Linked DNA regions of Mus musculus: region 2 is linked to region 1. Evidence: chromatin loops called from intact Hi-C (ENCODE). Cell type or tissue: left cerebral cortex. All regions are shown on one strand.

Region 1 (8,000 bases):
GGGCTTCGTGCAAGGCACTGTGCATGCGAGCAGTTCTATAGGGCCCGCATTCACAGACGAAGATAATGGAGGCACAGAGTTATCAGTCAGTGTTTCCAAACACACACACTTGACTGGACTGACTCGTGAGCCCATGATATTGGAAGAGTTTGGAAGTATCAAGATGTGTCTTCAATATGTTTCTGCCAAGTGTCCATTCTTCTGAGATAGAACCAGATGATGTGTCAGGGATGGCTAGAGAATCAACATCCACTCTCCACAGCACAGAAGTGGTCCTCAGCACGGAAGCCTTTAGTGGGATCCTGGCCCTCTATAATCTGGCCTGTTGGAAAAGTGACATCTTAGGTTATTGATCTCTCTAACATGTGCCTGTGTGAAGTGTGTGTGTGCAGATTTTCTCCACCTGTATGCACTGGGCTTCCCAAACGTTCCTAAGGCCGGGAGCCTTGCCACTTCCTTGGTTTCCAGGTGGGGTTTACGTGTTTGCTCCCTGAGACCATGAATGACCTGCCAGGAGAGATGCCCGCTGACTTTGAGCACTGCTACCATGTAAGGAAGCTCACGGTGCACATTAGTGACCTGCAGATGCACTGACGTGGGCCCGAGCCAGCAGCTTGCATCATGCCCCAGCAGCGTGAGAGAGTGAGGGTCCAGATGACTCCAGCCCACGCTCTCCAGACTGTGTGCAACAGAGATGAGGTACCCCAGCTGAATGCACCCTGCCCAAGTGGCAAGTCTGTGTCAAATGATTTCTATTATTATAAGCTATCATAGTTCAGTTATACAGTGGCTGTAAGTGGGAAACCTTGCACCATGGCATTCCTGGGTGTGCCCAGCCTTCCCACTCATTTCCCCCGTCTCCACATGCTTCCTCCAAGTGGCTCATGATGCTCAGAGTAAAAGTCAAGGCCTCAAAAGGTTCTCCTATGTTTCTTCCTCCACGGATCTCATCTGGTTGCTCTTTCTTGAATGCCTTGGGCTCATGGCTACCACAGGGTCTTTGCACCTGCTGTTTCTGTCCTGCATCCAGATATTTCCATGCTGCCCCCTCATTGACTTTAGTCAGTATGGGCTCTGCCACTCTCAGATCCTAACACTTCCTGCCATCTTTTTATTAACTTGTCTTTTCTTGAGTACCAATCGTGTGTGTGTGTGTGTGTGTGTGTGTGTGTGTGTGTGTGTGTTCATATGCAAATGAGTAGCCATCTTGTTCCTCTGTCTCTTCACTGACTGGAATGACATCTCTCTGAACTTTGCCTGTGTGGTCCACTGCTGTGTACCCAGTACCTGGCACAGAGTATTTGATAAATATTAGTGGAATAAATGACTGCTCTGAATTCATGCCCAGGGGACCTGAAACCCTGCTAGGTGAACTTGGACACGCAGCTGCCTTCATTTACTCCAGCATCACTGCCATCAGAACAAGTGTGGCCATCTTCGGTTCTAGTGGACCAGGGCTCTGCCACCCAGGTCTGGGGAGAGCATCAGGTATATGACTGTAGCCTTGACTTTAACACAATCAACAAAATGCATTGCTCAAAAAAATATGTGCCACAACTTGTACAAAAGGAACTTGAAATGCCGTTGCTCCCATTTTCTGGCTGGCTGACTTAGGACTTTCAGAGCTTCATGGTCCTCAACATTCTTTTGAGTCCTGATAGCTGAAAAGGCCATGAGATGTCCAGGAGACCCAATAACCCTGGGACCTGGTGATCTCCTGCTTAGGTGTGGGTACAGGTTAGTTAGAAAAGGGGGGATGTCCAGCTCAGAAAAGCAGTGTGCATCCATTATGTATTGAGTCTCTCTCTCTCTCTCTCTCTCTCTCTCTCTCTCCTGTGTGTTGAGGAAAAGGGAATCACAATGATACTTTCAGGTTCGTCCCCTGTGACATTATGGATGGTCCCTGGTGTGCCCCCAGGGTTTTTAAAATTTTATTTATTTTTATTAGATATTTTCTTTATTTACATTTCAAATGTTATCCCCCTTCCTAGTTTCCCCTCCAAAAAAAACCCCTATTCCCCCCCCCGCCCCCCCTGCTCAATAATCCACCCACTCCTGCTTCCCAGCCCTAGCATTCCCCTATACTGGGGCATATAACCTTCACAGGACCAAGGGCCTCTCCTCCCATTGATGACTGTCTAGGCCATCCTCTGCTACATATGCAGCTGGAGCCATGAGTCCCACCATATTGGTTGGTGGTTTAGTCCCAGGGAGCTCTGGGAATACTGTTTAGTTCATATTGTTGTTCCTCTTATGGGGCTGTAAACCCCTTCAGCTCCTTGGGTACTTTCTCTAGCTCCTTCATTGGGGACCCTGTGCTCTGTTCAACAGATGGCCGTGAGCATCCATTTTTGTGTTTGTCAGGCACTGTCAGAGCCTCTCAGGAGACAGCTATATCAGGCTCCTGTCAGCAAGCTCTTGTTGGCATCCACAATAGTGTCTGGTTTTGATGGTTGTTTATGGGACTCCCCCCAGGTTTTAATGGGCATAAAGTTCTCTGAAATGTAAGCATAACTTTTCTATGCTTCTATTTTATTTCACTGATAACACGGATTTCAACCTCAAGTACACTTTAGCCTCCCAGGAGACCTCCTACAATGCTGGTGTGCAAGCATCTCCCTACAGTGGCTAAGTGTGACTCTGGACACGGAACCCGACATCGGTATGCTTCAGAGGTCCTGCAGGCGATGAACTTCGGCCAGGACTGTGCTTCACAGTATTTGTGAGGATCAAGACATTTTACCGGGAATTAAAGAAAATCTCCCTAACCTTGGACTCTAGGGGGTTTAGTACTTAGTTCTGTCGTCCTGATACCTTTGACCTTGAGCAGGTTTCTGGGTCTTTTCAATCCTGATTCTATTCCTTGGTAAAGTGAAAGTAATTATGACTTCCCACCTGCTGCTGGCCCATGGTTGTAAAATCTATGTGCAAAAGGGCTTTGTAAATCTCCAAAGGCTATACGAATGCCAGAAAGAAATTGTTAGAATTATATGTGCCAGTCTCTCGTAGCGACCCCAAAATGGGCACATTCTTACAGGAACGTTGTGTTGAAAACAAAGCCAAGGGCACGGTTCAAAATTTGCTAAAGCTAAACCAATGCTTGTGAATCCAGGATTGGACACGAGATGGCGCAAGCTTCACGGCACAGTCACTAGGTGGCGGGGAAGGGGGGGGTGCGGTGCCGCTGCGGGGCTGATGATTTTCGATCTGCTTATGGTTAAATGCAATTATTTATGGAAAGAATCATCTAACTATCAAGATTTGAGGCCGTGCACCCTTCTATCCGTGCACAGTCGGTTGGCAGAGTCCATCTTTTCTGAGCCCCTTCTTTTCGTTCTTTCTTTGAATATTTTTAGTTATTGTAATCAAAATCCTCTTTGGCCTGGCGCGCTCAGATTTACGAGCAGCATCAAAAAGCTTTGTGTCTGGCAGTGAACCAGGAAGGAGGCCTCTTTGGCTCCTCTGCAGACTTAATTAGCTCCGGAGCTCTTCTTTCTGTCATCCCAGGCTCCGCCGACCTCCTTTGGGTTTTCTGGGGTGGGGGTGGGGTGGGGAGGTGGTGTCACATTTCCTGCCTTTCTCCACCCCTCGGTGGGCCCACTCTTTGCAAGTCACTTTAGGGAGATGTAGATGTCAGGGAGGGTAATTGTAAAAACTGGCCGTCAATTAAGGAAGCAGAGACTTCTAACCGAAGGAAACCAAACCACGACATTGCAGCTTAGATTTTCTTGTAAGGCTTACACTGAGTTTTCTTTCTTTCTATGGGGCTTAAGAAAAGCACATCTGACATGTGAACATTTATACCGTATGACTCAACCAGTGCCAGTACATGCAAACATTTCAGAGCAGTATGGTCCAAGTGAGTCAATAATGCGTTGAGCTGGCCCTCGTTCTCACAGGCAGAAAAAGCCAGGGCTTTTCAGTGACTCCTGTCTTGTTAGTGCTACTCTCAGTCCTAGAGAACAGGAATAAGGTGACAGGGACTCCACACATTTTACCATCCCCCGACACCCTGGATCCCCAGCTGCCCAATATTTAGGCTGATCGAAAGTGAAGGGTGGGCTTTGTTGATAAGGTCTTAAAAATGCAAGAAACACCCCTGGACAAACTCCACTGTTAGCTAGTGGAGTGACTGACATCATCGTGGCCACTTGAGTGGAAGTGCTTGAGTGGTCACATGATCCAGTGAAGCACGACAGGTATATGGTCTGAGTGAAGGTGGTCTGTACAGTGTTGGTTTCTAGAACAAGGTCCCAACTGTGACACTCTGCCTAGGTCCCCTGGTCTGTGTTTTGTTTTCCCCAGCTGTGTGCCCTCCCTATTCCCGGATAATTACTCATTTCTTGCCCCTCTTCTTCAACACAACGCCTTTCAACCTCTTTCCTTCCTTGTAGAACCTCCCTTTTCACCTCTAAGGAATCCTTGTTTGCTAGAGGCCTCCGAGTCCTCTTGTCCTTGCAGATTGTGATGCTTGTTAGACTCAGTCCTAAGTCAAACACACTGTCTCTGGGGTTTGTCGCCAATCTTTTGAGCAGGGCAGACATGAGAGCTGCTGAAAGTGAAATCAGATCATAGCATGAGGTGCTTGAGTGAACGTCACCTGCATGGAACAGATGTTTCCAGTCAAGGAAGGCCTGCTTTCTTTTTGTGTCACGGCGGGGAGGAGCCTTGGCTGCCTGGCTTCCACATCTTTATACATTCTGTCCCCTCTGCTAGGGGTCCTCTTCCCTCCACGGCTTTTAAAAATACTTCTCCCAATATTTCCTTTTACAGGGTAACTGGTTTATGTCTTCATCCTGGAAGAACGTAACCTCCGAAGTTATTTGTTAGCAATTGGCAAACATCATTCAAGTCATGAACGACATCTGGTGAATTGGTACAGAAGTCGCTCCCCAACTTGTCTGCACTTCCTCGTGCCTAGCGTTTATTTCTCGGTGCCCGTGCCTTCTGCCTGGCCAGCTGATGTGCTTTGACCATCAGGACAAGATACAAGCAGGGTGTGGAAAAAAGACAGACATTATATGTTCTTATCGTCACTTGCTGAACTTGGAAACCAACAATTATCATGTCAGAAGCCTGGATCAGTCTGCTGGATGACCAGAAACACAGGAGCCAACTGTCCCTCTTGCTCTGGTCTGCAGCTGGCCAGTCAGCAGGCACAGCGCAAGAGCACGGGGCTGTCATGTGTCCTGCTACACAGAGCCCAGCCGACAGGGGTCAGGCCATGGCACACCAGAGCCTGACAACACGCAGAATCATGAACTCAGGAAACAGCTCTTGTTTTAAGCTGTTTTGTTCTGGGGCGGCTTGTCAGACAAAGGAAGCTGACAGGACTGAATCATTAGACAGAAAAGTATTGAAACCATGAGTGCATTGAAACTATGGAAAATTGCTTTTCCCTAGGTAGCATTAACTGTCAACTTGACACAGCCTACAGCATCAGTTTTCAACCTGTAGGTTGTGACTCCTATGGGGGTTGAATGACCCTTCCACAGGGGTCACCTATAACCATCAGCAAACACAGATATTTATATGACGATTCACAACAGTAGCAAAATTACAGTTGTGAAATAGCAACAAAAATAATTTTATGGTTGAAGGTCATCATAGCCTGAGGAACAGTGTTAAAGGGTTGAAGACTTAGGAAGGTTGAGAACCACTGGTCTAGAGTCACCCAGCAAGACAGTCTCAAGTGATGGAGTTCCCAGATCTGTTTGGCCTGTGGGAGAGTGTCTTGATGGTTAATTGCTGTAGCAGGGATCCAGCCCTCTGAGGGTGGCCTGTTCTCTGGGCATTTGAGTCTTGGCTGTATAAAATAGCTAAGTACAAGTCTCCAAGTCTTCCAGTCACGAAGCAACACTCCTCCATGTTTTCCACTTCCAGTTCCTGCTTGAGGTCTGACTTCCCTCCATGATGGACTGTGACCTGGAAGCTGAAATAAGCACCCTACCCCAGTGTTGCTTTTTGTCGCATGAGCATCATGTCACTGCAACAGAGAGGGAATTAGAAACATGACTTGTTATAAAAATCAATGGGGAAAGGAATGCATACATGTCACTGCGAGATTAAGTAAAAAACTGACTAATATGCAATAAACGGCATCACCAGCCAACATAGTGAGACTCTGCATCAAAAAACAAAGACAAATGAAAAGTAAGCTGTTTCGGTAAATATTAAAAAAGAGAATCAGCCCATTCCTGCGCTAGTGCTGGCATTAGTGGACCAGAGGGCTCCAGCTGGGCGATCTCAGCTCGGAGGTCTGTCTGTCTGCCAACTCTCCAGCAGGGCCAGATTCTCTGAGTTCCCTTGCAGATCGCTGCCACCAGCCCCTCTCTCTGCCGCCAGTTTCTCTCAGCCCGCCAACTCAACACCCTTGAACCTTAAAAGTAACCAATTTATGTGTCAATAAATTCTCAATTTACAAGATGCCAATACAATAATTTCAGAACCAATTGATAATGATTAAAGCTTTATCCCAATCATTCTAACCTTATGATATCGTAACTACCTGTGGCTGATTAAAACCACGCTGGTTGATCTTGCTTTCTCCCTCCCCCTCTCTCTGACACTCTCTGTCCCTGCAACTCTTTGCTCCGCCTCCCTTTTCCTGTCCAATCACAACCTTCCTGCTGCCCTAATGTAATTGGACAGGGAAAATCCTGCAAGAGTAAGCAACCCTTGGAGCTGTCTTGTGTCATAGACTCAGATGGCAGCATGCAGAAAATGCAAGAACAAGTTAGTGTTGGAGTGCCAGGGAACTCAGAAGTCTTATTTTGTCTTATTATTCATGTACAATGTACGTTCAAAAACGAAGAAAAAAACCCTCCAACCGTGCATGCAAACATCGTTTTTATCACACGACCACAGCCCTGTGTCCTTTTCATGACAAATTCTTAGCACAGAAAAAAAAAAAATTCAAGGGTAAAATGATCATTAGGAAACAACACTTCTTCCATGCTCAGAAAAAACAAAACAAAACAAAACAAACTGTTAGTCTTATACATGTTAACTTCCAATTTTATGACTTTTCCCTAAGCAAGACTTTTCTAAACCAAGGTGCATACTACAAGAGTTTGAAGACCTGAGATGGGACTTTCTGAAATGATCTGGTAAGGTCTATTTGGCCCCACAGCCTCCCGTCTTGGAGCTAAGTTAAGGATAATTTTCTGATCCACAGTCCATGAGAGGCAGGGCTCCTCCGGGCTACACAGTCTCCTCCAGATCTCTTCTCCCTGCTTGTTCATAGGTTGTGGATGCTTATCCTTGTTCTCTCTGCTACACTGTGACCTACTTGAGTTTGTCACACACCATTCGGTCCTACACTTTACCACAGTACAAATATTTATTGAATGAGTGTTATTGGCACACTATTTACTCATAAAACCAATACTGGAATTTCCCATATTTGGCAATGACAAAATTTCTGCAGTATGTTGTCTACCTGTGATTGATGCAAAATGACTTTGGGCAGGTTGGTCTCGACTGTTAAGAGTTTACCACACAGCCTCAGTTCTCAGCCCTGTGCTGGGAGCAACACAATAAGCCTGGTGGGAATATTTATACTATGGGTATGGGCAAATCAGGATGATGTCTCTGTTTTTAGATTATTAGGTTATTATCAGTACACCATGGATTTTTACTGTGTTTCTGATTGGAAGAGTAATGTTTGAGAACTGTTGACTTGGGGTCAGCCAATTGTGGCTCGAGGATCAAATATGCCCTGTTGCTTGCTTTTGTGTTCCTCATGATCTCTTTTTCTGTCTGTCTGTCTGTCTGTCTGTCATCTGTCTGTCGCTCTCTCTTTCCCTCCTTCTCCCTCCCCCTCTCCTTCTCCCTTTCCCCCTTTCTCTCTGTGTAAACATTTCAAAGTTTTGTTAGAAAGACAAAAACAAAGAAAAAGGAGGAAGAAGAAAAAAGATGACCAGGCAAGGTGCAGAAAGAAAGCTAACACTGTAGACTGTGACTGCTTAATAGCTAGCCTTTTGGCTGACCCTTGACTT
Region 2 (8,000 bases), 78 kb after region 1:
TATTTATATAATAATTCACTATTTACTACAAAACCCCATGTGGCGTATAAAGAGATATATTGCTATTCTCTCTTTGGCCTTACACAAATTAGTTCTCTAAGCCTTCCTTTATTAATGGACTCATTTATTTATTAGATGTTACCATCCCTAATTTAAATTACATTTATTTGTTTTGTGTATAGCAGGCACGTGTGTGTGTGTGTGTGTGTGTGTGTGTGTGTATGGTGGGAGTGGGGTAGGTTGTCAAAGGACAACTTGCCAGAATTGGGAGTAGTTTTCTTTTTTTTTTCCCCTCACCACTCAGGTCAACAACCTCGGTTGCTGGCTTGGTGGTAGGTGCCTTTACTTACTAAGCCAACTTGCTGGCTCCCATCATGAAGTTTTAATAAGAAATAAATGAGAAGATGCGTATTGCAATTACCTGAAGAATATTCATGTGGAATGTGTATTTATAATATATGCATGCAGAAAATATACATAAAGTACTTGAAATTAGGGGTCAGACTGGGACAGAATGGCATCTGCAGGCTCCCTCTAGCAGAGCAGAGGAGGGAGGAAGACAGTTGGCTCTAGGCTGTAGGCTTTGGGGGGGGGGTTGAGTTGATGGGGTTGCTGTTCAGGTTTAGCATTGATGGGGGTAGTAAACAGGTCCTGGCAATGGCCTCTGTTTCAGACTCATTATTAAACCTCATCATTTCTCTAGTTTAAAGTTCTGCTGCCTTGTTATTGGTAAATGCAGTTTTCCACACAACCATGAGATGCTAAGGTGACTAACCTTCCGTGTTCGTCTGGAAATAGGTGAGTTTCCTGATGTGAGATTTTCAGAGCTAGAAATATGTATGCCCTAAGTAGAACGAACTGGTTTCTTTAGTAAAAACTAGTAAACAATGCAATATCAGTTATGTTGGGGATTGGTTTCAATGCTTTGAATTAACTCGGCCCCCAAAATTGGGACTCTGAGTATCCAAATGCTGAAGGTCCTTGTACCCAGCTGGTTTTTGACTGATTAGTAAAGAGCCAATGGCCAATGGCTGGACAAACAGACTGAGGCGGGCCTTTTAGATTTGCGAGGGAGAGGAACTGGGAGAAAGGGACAGGGAATTGCTGTGATTTGGAGAGAGGCAGACAGGTCAGATTTAGAGCTGCAGAAGGAAAGTCATCTGAAATGTAGCTGAGAAGGAATGTGGACTCCGGAAGGGCTGCCCGGAAGGGTCTTGGGCAGCAAAGACTAGGGGGCCACCCAGAAGGAGCCAGGGCAACAAAGATAGAATATAGAATTAGAGGGCATTAAGCCAGGATTACAGGGGGGAAATGTGTGGTAGCCATGGGAAGGAGTAGAACTGCCCAACCTTTGAGTTAGCCAAGGCATTTTCAAATTAACTGCTGTGTGTGTGTGTGTGTATGTGTGTGTGTGTGTGTGTGTGTGTATCTTTTATTCGAGAATCCAGATTGCTCCTGGGTAGGTACACACGAGCAACCCGCCAGGAGCCAAAGCAGCCTAACTGAACTCACAACTACACAGTTAGCGTCTCTCAGCTGGTGTAACTGGACTTGCTCCTTCTGGAATGTTCTTTCTGTTTGTCTTCATTTTGCTGACTGAGATTGGCCTCACCTCCTCTGGGCCTTCATAGTTGGTCACTTTTTTGACCTATTACACTTGATATCTGCATCTTCCCTACTCTTTCTCACAGTCTCTCCAGCTCCTTGGAGGGCCTTTCCTCAATAGAAAATTATTATGAAATATTTTCAAATTAGAAAAATGGGAAAAGTTGCCTAATTAACCACCGTATGCCCCTGCTGCGGTTATTTCTGGAACAACGATCAGTGATCACACTTTTTTTTAAAAAATATTTTTTATTAGGTATTTTCCTCATTTACATTTCCAATGCTATCCCAAAAGTCCCCCATACCCTCCCCCCCCAACTCCCCTCCCCACCCACTCCCACTTTTTGGCCCTGGTGTTCCCCTGTACTGGGGCATATAAAGTTTGCAAGTCCAATGGGCCTCTCTTTCCATTGATGGCCGACTAGGCCATCTTTTGATACATATGCAGCTAGAGTCAAGAGCTCTGGGGTACTGGTTAGTTCATAATGTTGTTCCACCTATAGGGTTGCAGATCCCTTTAGCTCCTTGGGTACTTTGTGCTCACACTTTTTAAAAAATTGTATCCCCCTTACACTTATTTATCTATTGATTGTTTATTTATTCATTTATTTATTTTCCAGTGTTTTTAGGCTCTTTAATATTGGAGGATGAGAAGAAGCTGTCAGTGGGGAGATGGCTCTGAGAAAATTTTCAGGCCGCGTAGTTCTCTAAGTCACTCAATCATCGTGCAGATCTGAGCCTTGATATTCACGGAGTCCTTAGTGAGGTTGTCGCTGAGCTCTGTGAGGAGAGAACTCTCGCTGTCAATGAACTTGAGAGCTTCAGCCAGTGTCACTCCAGAAAACACACACACACACACACACACACACACACACACACACACACACACATATATCCCAGGGCCACATAGATGCATGAAGTATCTGGGATCACTGTGTCTGTCAACGAAGTTACAGCCCTAATCCACCTGCATATATAACTGAGTGATTTGTTTCCTGGAGTCACTCAATGACGTTTCTGAAGGAATACAGACAGCTGCTCATATATCTTGTCTTGATGGTCCAGAACCTTTTGCAGGCCTCACTACAAGTCACTGGTAAAGGCCTTATACCACAGCATTTCCCCCCCACCCCCGCAGTACCCAAGGCCTGCTGTTTTGGGGGTGTCTCCATGATGGGTTCCTTAGGACCACGGGTAATAACTACACTTTTTAACTGAGGCACATTTCACTCATCTCTTCAGAGCATCATTGCAAGTCCTAGGGATGTTTACATTACATGGGTCAAAGCACGCCTCCTTTCGTTTTCTGCTGTAAGAACCTATAAACACAAGTCCATCAGAATCACACACAGGACTGAAATATTCCATTCCATGAGCTCAGCGCTCAGGTTTGTACGACCCTCATCTTCTTACAGTCAATTTCTTCTGAAAAATATCCAAACAGCAGTGCAGCTATGGCTCTTGGTGCCTGGTGTCCTGAGGAGCCTCTCACTGGCGGGAGTCTCCTTCCTCCGCCCCTGCATCTTATTTATGGAGAATACCAGATCTTTTGACTTAGGAGACTTCTCACATCATAGCTTTTTCTTTTTTAAAATTTAAATAATTTATTTGGTGAATTTAACAAGTAAAAGTGTGTGTACCTATCTTGTAAAATACAATGTTTTGAAGTACCTAAATATACCAGGATGGATAAATTGCCCTAACTTATATTACTGTGTGTGTTCATCATCTTCCCCCACATTCTGATCTTGAATATGGCCTCTTGAGTCACTTACCAGTTTTCTCCACTCTGCAAGGCTGTGTCTGAAACTCCACAAAGACCTCAGATTCTCCTATACTGCCTTGGTCTGGAAGAGGCACACAATTCCAATTGCTGGTGAGGTACCTGGCAGTGTCTCTGTGTCCCCTGGTCCTCACAGTAACCTGTGATATAGTCAGGCTGCAGCTTCTCTGTGACCAGTCACTAAGACCAAGACTTGAATTCAGGGATCATCTCTCCCTCCCCCTCCCTGCCTCTCAAGAAGACAGACTTAAGACACAGGAACTTGCTAGACATTCAGATCTGAGCTCTTCTTCAGAGCAGGCCCTGCCCTAACCAAGCACAGGCCTTGCTGTTCACTGCCAATGCAGTCTAGGGACCAAGCCTGCGTGAGAGCCTGGGGTTGAGGCTAGCAAGGGTGGGGAAGTGTGGGTGGGAGTAAGGAGAAAAAGCACAAGAAAAAAAGCACCGATGTCTTTCACTTTTCTACATCATTTGTACACTGTAGTGTAAAACCCACAATGGTAGCGCATCACCATAAAAAATGCCGAGATGGCGGACAATGGTAGGGCACACCTTTAATCCCAGCACTTGGAAGGCAGAGGTAGGCGGATTTCTGAGTTTGAGGCCAGCTTGGTCTACAGAGTGAGTTCCTGGACAGCCAGGGCTACACAGAGAAACCCTGTCTCGGGAAAACAAAACCAAACCAAAACAAAAATAAACAAAAAGCCTAGAACCTTCATACATTCTTGGAGAATATGTCCGTCCTTCCGTCCTTCCGTCCTTCCGTGTGCTCCCAGCTTCTACTTTCTTTAAGCATTCCGCCCACCCCCTTGTCTATCCTTCTTCCTTTGCTCCTACCTGGCACTCCACGCAGGCACCTGACAATTCTCAAAATGTCTTAAGTTCCTAGAGAAACACTCCAGGGGATAAGGCCCCTTCTCCTCAGAGCTGTTAGTGGAGCAGATGGTGTGAGACAGCAAGCAGCTGGGTCCCGCCTGGGGAAAAATAGAGCGCAAAGGCGGTGAAGGAAATGTTATTGTGGGGAGAAGTCCTCTGGGGACAGGAAGAATAAACCAGAGGTAGAGGTGTAAGGGCGCGACAGGGACCATCTTTTTTTTGAGGAGTGATGCGGCTCCCAGGCCGATCTTATCTGCTAGGATCTGTCCTTTTAGCTGCTAGGGAAAGGGCTGGGTTGCCTGGTGCTCCCAGTCGATAAAGGCCGGGCCTGGCGGCGCCAGAGGGCGGCAGTAGCCCGCTCCTTGGGTGTGACTGCCATCTAGTGGTAAATTCCGGGTAAAATTACTTTCTGTAGTCTTGCTGTATGATTTCTCATGTATTCGTGTTATTCTGTCTTCTAGAAAAATGTAGTGCGGCCCTTACCGAAGTCTGAGTTGATGGTGGAATAGCCAACGATCTTGGAGACCATTAGGCTCTGCCTTCGGGGAGTCTTATAAGCCACCCCAGACACAAGCCTCCGCGTTCATACTTGCTAATAGATGCATCAAACACTCAGTCCACTGCATACTTTTGTGTCAAAGACTGGGGTCCACTCACTAACCCTCCCTTTCCAACATTGCTATTTTGTTTAGGAAAAAAAATTCTTTATTTGGACAAACAGTCTAGACTGAAGTAAAAAAATAAAACCCACAACATCTCATGACTAAACCCATTTATTTCACTTTTCTCTAATAACCACTGTCAAATGTTCAGTCACAGGCTATTAAATAGGCTGCCCTATTTAACTTCACTACGCACACACTCAGGATCTTCCTGCTTGGGTGTGGCCTCTCTGAGGGTCTTGTCACGGCTATTTGCTTTGGGCTGCAAAGAGAGAAAAGTCCCGTTGGGAGGGGAAAATGTTTAGAGAGGCATGTGTGCATCCTTTTGGCCGAGGCTGGAAGTAGTGTCTGTCTCTTTTGCATCCTGTATTGGAGAGCTTCTAGTCACGTGGCCACATCCAACTGCAAGGGGGATGGGAAATGTTGTCTGGCTATGCATTCAGAGAAGCAGCAGCTAGGTCTTGATGCAAACTATATTTTCTACCAGTGTTAACCAAAGCCAGTACCTCTTTTGTGTTCCCTTTTTATTGCTGTGTAACAAAATATCTTCAAACGTAGTGTACTGGCACAGTAAACATGTATCGTCCCACATAGATTTTGTGAGCTAAAAGGTGGAGTAACTTAGTTGGTGATTGTCAGCTCAGGAAGTTATGGCCAAAATGACAGCCAAGGCTCTGTGCCCTTTAAAAGCTTAACTGAGGCTCCCAGATACATTCCAGTGAGCTGGAGAGTTCTTGGCAGCAGTTGGCAGGCTAGTGTTCATCCACAGTCAACTTGCTTCCCCAGTAGAAGCAGATCTAGAGAGGAGCCATGCACTACTTTTTCTGTTCATCTTAGTCATTAGTAACATGTTAGAGAGAGAGAGAGAGAGAGAGAGAGAGAGAGAGAGAGAGAGAGAGAATGAATCCACCTTTCAGAAGGAGGCTTGTATAAGAACTTAGGGATGAATTTAAAAATCAACGTGATTTTAAGGAAAGGAGAGCTGTAGGAGGGTCTTTCAATGCTCCTGGAAACCTTAGAACGTTTGCTGTGTGAGTACAATTTTCTGCCATTATAACTGAGTGTCACAGAGTTTACCGAGACGGGGTTTATTGGCTAAGAAGTTCTAGAGGCTGTCTTGTCTAAGGTGTGGTGCTGAGATTGATGAGGGCTTCAGCACTGGGTCCTAATGTGGCCAGGCCAAGTGAGAGTTTGACAGAAAGACAGAGAAAACCAATCAAACTCTAGCTTTGTATTTGGAGCCTCTTCCTGGGATGATGCACTAACTCACTTGAGAGGCAGGAGCTCTTGTGAGCTCGTCATCTCCTAAAGCCACCCCCCTTCCCCCGGCCCCCCCCCCCCCGACAATTGCGGTGTCAATTCAGTTTCAGCATGAGTCTGGGGAGGGATAAAATCATAGTATCCACTCTTCCCACCCCCCTCCTTCTCACCGCTTTGGCTGTGAGTATGACTATCATTGCAGCGGACACCAGGGGACAATGAAGGATTCTTTTTTTTTTTGTTTTGTTTTTTGTTTTTTGAGACAGTTTTTTTTTTCCCCCTCTGTATAGCCCTGGCTGTCCTGGAACTCACTCTGTAGACCAGGCTGGTCTCAGACTCAGAAATCCGCCTGCCTCTGCCTCCCAAGTGCTGGGATTAAAGGCGTGTGTCACCACTGCCCAGCACAGCGAAGGATTCTTAAGAATGGAATTAACCACTAATGAAAGTCAACCAAAAAAAAATGAATGGAGTCGGGGACACTGGTGGTATTTTACAGCTGTCCCTGTTGGGCCTTCTAGACTAAATGATGGGAAAAGATAAGTGGTCATCTTATTTAAGCCATTGTTTGTCTTAGTCATGGTTTCTAATGCTGCTGTGAAACGCCATGACCGAAAGCAAACTGGGGGAAAGGGTTTATTTGGCTTACACTTCAACGTTGTAATCCTTCACTGAAGGAAGCCAGGACAGGAGCTCAAACAGGGCAAGGAACCCACAGGCAGAAACTGACGCAGAGGCCGTGGAGGAGAGTTGCTTACTAACTTGCTCATCATGGCTTGCTCAGCCTGCTTATGGGATCCAGGACCACCAACCCACGAGGAGCCTCACCCACAGAAAGCTCCGTCCACCCTTCTCCATCAGCCACTAATCAGGAAAGTGCTCTACAGCCGGATCTTACAGAGACATTTTCATTCAGTTGAGATTTCCTCCTTTCACATAACTCTAGCTTGTGTCAAGATGACAAAAATAAATAAATAAATAAATACATAAATAAATTGGCCACAACAGAGTGCTTTCAGCAGGATGTCTATTGCATAGAATCTCACGGATGCAGCTGCAGTGTGCCAGGACAGGCTCTGGGGGAACCATTTGGATGAGAAAGGGTCACTGCTCTTCAGAGGGACAGGGATAAATGCTGAGTAGCACACAACAGAAAAGAGTGCCATTTTTATACAACCCAAAGAATGTGACGTCATGCATGAGAGTCAACCTACGCAACTCAAGCCACATCCATCCATGATTTTAGGATGTCATGCTTACTGCTTTACACGTGTGCCTAGAACACAGTGGAAGGTGTTCAGCAAAATGGGTTCAGAGATCAAAACAACTACAGCATGTTTTCAAGTGGAAAAAGAAAGAATCTAGCGATGCAGGGAGTCTTTTACTACCTACCTCAGCTTCTGGTCAGCTTGGAAGACAAGGCCAGTCGGGTGGGGCGCTTAGGAACTACACTCAGCAGATGAAGTAAAACTCAGCAGAAGGAGTAAGCGCTTATCTTTATTGGTTATTTGTTTTTGAGACAGTCTATGTAGCCCAGGCTAACCTTCTACTTGCTCCTATCCCGTATCCACCTCCCAAGTGCTGGGATTACAGATGAGCAAAACCACACCCAGCCTGTGGACGTATCCCTGCTCCTGCACACAGATTGATTTTTGGCATTTAGTCTGGTTCAAAATCTCCCTCTTGAAAATCAGAAGAACAATCCAGCATAGTGTGGTGGGAGTACTAACCTACTTAACTAATGAGGTCATTTGCTGTGCTGAGGATCTCATCACGGCTGTGGGTAGAACTTCTCGAAGAGTCTTGCTGCCCAAAGG

The links. A loop is a pair of places that touch in the nucleus more often than their neighbours do. Peaks named below come from ENCODE experiments on the same cell type or tissue, not always from the same donor. Only the 100,000 strongest peaks of a DNase experiment are listed, where the experiment ranks them.
Region 2: it touches region 1 in a loop (8-fold over the local background); 33 of 42 quality-filtered maps call a loop at or near these places.

What each region holds. Positions count from the first base shown.
Region 1 is chr11:66,980,174-66,988,173 of GRCm38, reverse strand. No RefSeq gene overlaps it. Among named protein-coding and RNA genes, the nearest start is that of Gm12299, 18 kb to the left of the region's middle. In left cerebral cortex, CTCF peaks have their summits at 3,122 (motif pointing right) and 5,209; DNase peaks (open chromatin) are centred at 3,124, 3,405, 3,867 and 5,118; H3K4me3 peaks cover 1,111 bases; H3K27ac peaks cover 666 bases.
Region 2 is chr11:66,902,630-66,910,629 of GRCm38, reverse strand. It overlaps Gm12298 (predicted gene 12298), which reads left to right. Exons shown (of 4, transcript NR_033539.1): 4 at 4,726-4,998. It also overlaps the pseudogene Gm29712. Among named protein-coding and RNA genes, the nearest start is that of Pirt, 5.4 kb to the left of the region's middle. In left cerebral cortex, a CTCF peak has its summit at 4,634 (motif pointing left); DNase peaks (open chromatin) are centred at 4,378 and 4,597.